2 separate regions of the Mus musculus genome follow, and region 1 is linked to region 2. Evidence: chromatin loops called from intact Hi-C (ENCODE). Cell type or tissue: gastrocnemius. All regions are shown on one strand. Each heading gives the region's core, and the rest is flanking DNA. Links, peaks and the distances in the headings are about the cores only.

Evidence for each region. Peaks named below come from ENCODE experiments on the same cell type or tissue, not always from the same donor. Only the 100,000 strongest peaks of a DNase experiment are listed, where the experiment ranks them.
Region 1: a loop joins it to region 2, with 5 times the contacts of the local background. A loop is called at or near these places in 7 of 42 quality-filtered maps.

Annotation. Positions count from the first base shown.
Region 1 is chr2:5,843,632-5,846,541 of GRCm38, reverse strand. Cdc123 (cell division cycle 123) reads left to right here and starts at 1,365. Exons shown (of 13, transcript NM_133837.5): 1 at 1,365-1,707. The coding sequence starts at 1,634. Nudt5 (nudix (nucleoside diphosphate linked moiety X)-type motif 5) reads right to left here and starts at 1,508. Exons shown (of 10, transcript NM_016918.3): 1 at 1,157-1,508. In gastrocnemius, for the core only: a CTCF peak has its summit at 1,264; DNase peaks (open chromatin) are centred at 1,245 and 1,554; H3K4me3 peaks cover 2,206 bases; H3K27ac peaks cover 1,624 bases.
Region 2 is chr2:5,893,700-5,896,589 of GRCm38, reverse strand. It overlaps Sec61a2 (Sec61, alpha subunit 2 (S. cerevisiae)), which reads left to right and starts at 1,158. Exons shown (of 12, transcript NM_021305.4): 1 at 1,158-1,333. The coding sequence starts at 1,327. It overlaps Gm13267 (predicted gene 13267), which reads right to left and starts at 1,126. Exons shown (of 3, transcript NR_166420.1): 1 at 816-1,126. It also overlaps a transcript of Dhtkd1 not described here. In gastrocnemius, for the core only: a CTCF peak has its summit at 1,336; DNase peaks (open chromatin) are centred at 740, 1,152 and 2,033; H3K4me3 peaks cover 1,617 bases; H3K27ac peaks cover 1,376 bases.

The sequences.
Region 1 (2,910 bases), core at 207-2,706, 50 kb after region 2:
CACACATTGAGAACCAAAGAGTTCCAGGCCAGACAGGAGTATGTAGAGAGAGACTATGTATCAAAACAACAAACAAGCAACAAAACCCAGGATTGATTAATTCTGGATACCACCATTCTTAAATAAGAAGCTCTGCTATCCACAACACATCATTATACACTGCAACATTATAAACCATTGATCTTGATTTTGGAAGGTATTCTTTAAGCAATGCTTCCAACCACTTTACCTGTAACATTTCAAACAATGTATACCTCTCCTGTGTGTGTGTGCACGCGCGAGCACGAATTCTAATTCAAAATACAGAGGATTCTGTTCATCAGTTCTAACAAATACCTTTCTAAAGAGGTCAACAGTGGCTGGGGTTTTTCCTCTCTCTCTAATTTAAACTGCTTAGATGCGCTGTGGAAAATGCAATTTATTTTTCTGTGAGGGTGAGTATCAGAAATGTGGTGCTTCTGGACAAATACGTGCTTGGAACATGCCCAAGGCTTCTACATTACAGGAAGCACCAGAGGGTTTGAAAGGCCTGTCTCTTGCAGCTGGTGATTTTTTTCCTTTTTTTTTTTTTTTTTTAAAAAGAAACTGAACTTTGTAGGATGATAGATGGAAAAAGGAGTAGGGAGAAAAATGATATCACAAGTTGTCGTATACAAACTCTTCCAACCTTTTACGATTTCATCATTGCAGAGACATTGATAAAAATATGTGCTTTTTCCACACTGGTAACTTTTTCGGAATTGGACTAAACTTTAAGCTTAAAAGACACAACTTTCCCCTTTTTCTTGATTTCTCAGACGAACATCGCTTCTTTCATCTTCAGGATCGTAAAATACCACCCTCCTCCCCAGAATCGTGCATGCGGGACTTCTTCCCTGTGTCTCTAAAATCTACTTTCCGGAATGAGAAGGGGCCATCCTTCTTGTAGATGCCTCAACTGATGTGTTCCAACATTTACTGTGCTGTTCCCAGGTTCCTCTCGTAGCCCAGGCTGGTCCGCCTGGATCCCGGGTTCTCGTCTCGCGCTCAGGCGCAGACGCGGAGACACGCGCGCGCGGCGGGCTGTACTCTGGGCACCATCGGTTGTGCTCGCGCCCTTTTTTCCCTTCCCCTCTCCAAGGACACTTAGTACCGAGGTTGGCTCGCGCCCACTTACCTACACTAAACTGTGGGATGTGGAAGGGATTGAGGAGGAAAGGAAAAAGGATCAGGCAGAAGCTGCAGTCTCCGTAGAATCAGGCGCCACCGCTAGAGACACCGGCGCCTCTCGTGGTGCAAGGAGGATGTGCACACGTCCTCCTCCAGGCACCCGTAGAAGCTCAGCTAGCTTCAGATGATTACCTTCCGGGTCGAGGTGCATACAGACGAAAGCGGAGATGTAAGCTTCCTAAAAATCTACGCTTTCGTGCCTCTTCTCTGCGGACTCAGATCTCTGTGTGTCTTGCGCGTCTGTGTGGGCACGCTAAGCATACAGTCTACCATGGCTCTAGAGTCTAGCGCCAGCGGACTTTTACGGACCGGAAGAGTCCTTTCTTTAAGACGGCTCGGTCGGCACTTCCGGAAGTGCTGCGCAGGGTTCCGGGAGAGGGCTGGCGGGAGAGGGAAAGGCGGCTATTGACGCGGCAGCTGGAGAATGAAGAAGGAGCATGTTAGTCACTGTCAGTTCTCCGCGTGGTACCCACTTTTCCGAAGCCTTACCATCAAGAGGTAACCTATCCCGGAGTCAAACCGGGGGGTTTGGGTAAATCCCATCCCTTCAGAAAACTAAACAAAATCCGCAGGCCTTCTACTCAGTGGGAGCGACTGTGTCGAGCTGCGGATTTTCTATTGGCTTTGACGGAGCAAGATTAACAAGTAGATCAGTGTTTGCCGTGCGTCCTGTTCGGAATCAAAGAGCGAGTCGAGGGAGGTAGGGAGGCGGTGGGGGTCCTCGGTAGGGTAGATTGAAATAGATACTTTGGGAATTGTCAGAAGCGCAAGGCAATAAACAAAACAAAACTGGAGACTTTGCCTGCTGCTGACCGACAACCCCCTCTGGTGAGAGTTGCGTTCCATCATTGTACAATGAGAACAGTGATACAGACGGTACCTCCAAGTCTGGATGAAGCTCCAGTTTGGTAGTGTGTATAGGTTGCATTGCTACTGACGATCCAGTGTTCTGAGAAGAAGCAACCCATCTGGAGAGAAAGTGGGATCGTTTGGTTTTTGGTTTTGGGTTTTTTTTTTTTTTTTTTTTTTTTTTTTGATTTTTGAGACAGGGTTTCTCTGTGTAGCCCTTGCTGTCCTGGAACTCACTTTGTAGACCAGGCTGGCCTCGAACTCAGAAATCCACCTGCCTCTGCCTCCCAAGTGCTGGGATTAAAGGCGTGAGCCACCACCGCCTGGCTGAGAAGGTGGGATCCTATTCTCTAGTTCTCTGGCCTGGAACAAGGAATCTGTCCAGGTTTGCAGAATGCCCACGGTGAATTGGTGCATCCAAAAACAAAACAAAACAAAACCACAAAAAACAAAATCCTGCCCCCAAGAATTAGATTGTAGAGTCAGAACCCTCTGTCTGGCTTTGAATTCTGGTTCTATCAGCATCTTCAGCAAATTACTTAATCTCTCTAAACCACATTTGAAAACTTAGAAACATAATAGGATTGTCATGAGAATTGCAAAAGAAAAAAAATACTTAAAATGTTGCCACTCTTTTGTAGCACATAGTAAACACATGAAAAATGTTGCCTGTTACCTTTTGGATTTAATAAAGCCTCATTAAAGTGAATTTTTTTTTTTTTAATTTTATTTATTTTATTATTATATGTAAGTACACTGTAGCTGTCTTCAGACACACCAGAAGAGGGAGTCAGATCTTGTTACGGATGGTTGTGAGCCACCATGTGGTTGCTGGGATTCGAACTCTGGACC
Region 2 (2,890 bases), core at 391-2,890:
TAAAAGATATTAAAACTCTAAGATGGAATTTAATATATTTAAAAATGTTTTTGTCTTGCTCTTTCTAAATTTCTTCCTATGCTGCCTCTCACAAGTTTATTATTTCTTGTTACAGTTTTCCCTGACAGAGCTATGAAAATGTCTTCTGCCTTTCTACCTTTATATCAGCCACATTCTGAATTGTGTTGCAGAAAGGGACATTTGAATTATTTCATATGAAACACTACTGTATTTTCTTTCCTCTTAAAAATGTTAGTTTTTCTTATCTGCTGTCCATAATTATGCATGTTTAATGTTCAGTGAGAACTAGAGCTTCAGTTATGTAATTAGTAAGTTGAAATATTAAAAATAATGAATTTTGCTTAAAATGACACATTATTCTTTTTTTTTAATTAGGTATTTTCCTTGTTTACATTTTCAATGCTATCCCAAAGGTCCCCCATACCCACCCCCCATATATCACATTATTCTTAGCAAAATAAAAATTACCACCTTGAAAGAACCATTTTACTCAAATTTCTTATGTTTTCCATATATTTCCTATTTGGGAAAAATAGTCTGAAATTAACTTCTCTAATTTACCTATATTACCTTGGAAGTTTTACTGGGTTTTTTTTGGGGGGGCGGGTTCGAGACAGGGTTTCTCTGTGTATCCCTGGCTGTCCTGGAACTCACTCTGTAGACCAGGCTGGCCTCGAACTCAGAAATCCACCTGCCTCTGCCTCCCGAGTGCTGGGATTAAAGGCGTGCGCCACCACCGCCCGGCCTAAAAAGGTTTCTTTCTGAAAAAGAGAGACAGATAAAAGAGTTTATACCTCTTGATGCCTTGATGTCTATTTTGAAGATGGGGAAGTACTGGAAAGTACTATTGTCTGCAGTGTATTACCAGTTTTCACAAATGTCTAAGAAGTTACAGTTAAGATGGGGCGGAAAGAAAAGTCTGGCTCAGGTAGCTCAGCTCTAGGCCTTGGGGTACCTGGACCAGGAAACCTTATCTAGAAAACAGCTTTGAAAAGGAAAACCCTTGTCCTGGAGTAGAGCAACTAAGAACCGCCCACCACGGCAGGCCGCCCCGCCTCTTGCCATCCAGTCCCGCCCCCGCCGCCGCGCCAACGGTGACCATAGCAACGCGGTGGACGTCCGCCAACGGCCAGGCTAGGTCTGGGAGGAGCCTAGAGCGCATGTCACATGACTCTGTGGGCGGAGCTTGTGCGGGGACGGCCAGAGCGTGTCCCCAGCCTCCGCCGCCTAGGCCAGAGTCGTGAGGAACGGAGCGGAGGCAGCTGCGAGGCCGCGGGTGCCCGCCGGGTGTGCTGAGCCGCCGCCATGGGCAGTGAGTGTGGTGGCTGGAGCGCGAACCTCGAAGGCCGCGGGTCCTTTCGGGCTGTGGGCAGTGGAGTCGCTTACTCCTTGGGGTGGTCTTGGGTGCGGGGGATGCGCAGGCCTCGTTGGGGTCGCCACGGGCAGAGCGAGCTGGGGACCCGCCAAGGCGCCTCGGGTCAGCGAGGCCTTGCCCGGCGGGTCACGGGAACTCAGAAGTCCCGGTTTGCTCCCCTTAGGAGGCGAGGAGCGAGGATGGCGCGGGGAGGCCATTGGCTGGGGGCGGGGGGTAGTTAGCACACTCCACGGCTTGGACCACTTGGGCTTTTTCTGAATCTCAGGAAACTCATTAATTTTTAAATTATTATTCTTGAATCACGCTTCCTTGGTGTGTTGCGACGAATAAGTCTCCCTTTTTTTAAAAAAATATTTTTTATTAGGTATTTTCCTCATTTACATTTCCAATGCTATCCCAAAAAGTCCCCCATAACCTCCCCCACCAAGTCTCCCTTTTTTAAAAATGTGATTCGTAGCATGCGTTTTAGGGGAGGAAAGGCGTGTGATCAGTAGCTCAGCATTTTCCTAGATTAATTCTTCCCAGTCATTCTGTAGTGTTCATTGAAAACTGTAAGTTGGTGCGCAAGGTATGGACGAGGCCTCGCATTATAAGATCCTTCCAGGGCCCTGCCCAATCACTCACCCTCATGTATTTTCACACAGATACTTTACCTAGCAGTTCACATGTTTGTGTATAAAGGGATAACGTTGCGATGCACTCCATTGGCTAACAGTAGACATTTGGGGAAAATTGGAAAGGAAATAAGAGACCCTTGGCCTTGAATTGTGAATAAAAATGGAATTGTGCAACACGGGGAGAGGCAGTACATGGCGGCACGCAACAGCGTTTTTTGATCCTGAACGCCAGTACAGTAATTCATAAACTAGCAATAAATCTCGGAGAGTAGCCTGGGCTGAGATGGGGAAGGGAGGCGATTCTAGACAGTTTCCCAGTGTTGTGACCCATAGTTGTTGTTTTTTTAATTGCAGGTAAATGTTTTCAGAATTTAGATTTACTTTTTTTTTTTTTTTTTTTTTTTTAAAGATTTATTTATTTATTATATGTAAGTACACTGTAGCTGTCTTCAGACACTCCAGAAGAGGGAGTCAGATCTCGTTACGGATGGTTGTGAGCCACCATGTGGTTGCTGGGATTTGAACTCCTGACCTTCGGAAGAGCAGTCGGGTGCTCTTACCCGCTGAGCCATCTCACCAGCCCTAGATTTACTTTCTAAATAGTCCAAATGTACTTCTATAACAAACATGACAATTATAAATTATCACCAAAATCAGTTACTTCTACCTTTTTGGAGTCCTGCCGGAGTAGGAGGCAGTGTCTATCCCTAAACCTTGGTTTGTCTTTCATTTACTGCAGAAGTAGCCTGGGAAAGGAGTACTTTTTAATGAAATGTAGTTGACATTCTCTGAGCAATTCTTGTGTGTAAGCAAGTACCTTGATATGGCTACTTAGAGAATTACAACCTTGAAATGCAGCTAACTGAAATGGAGCGGG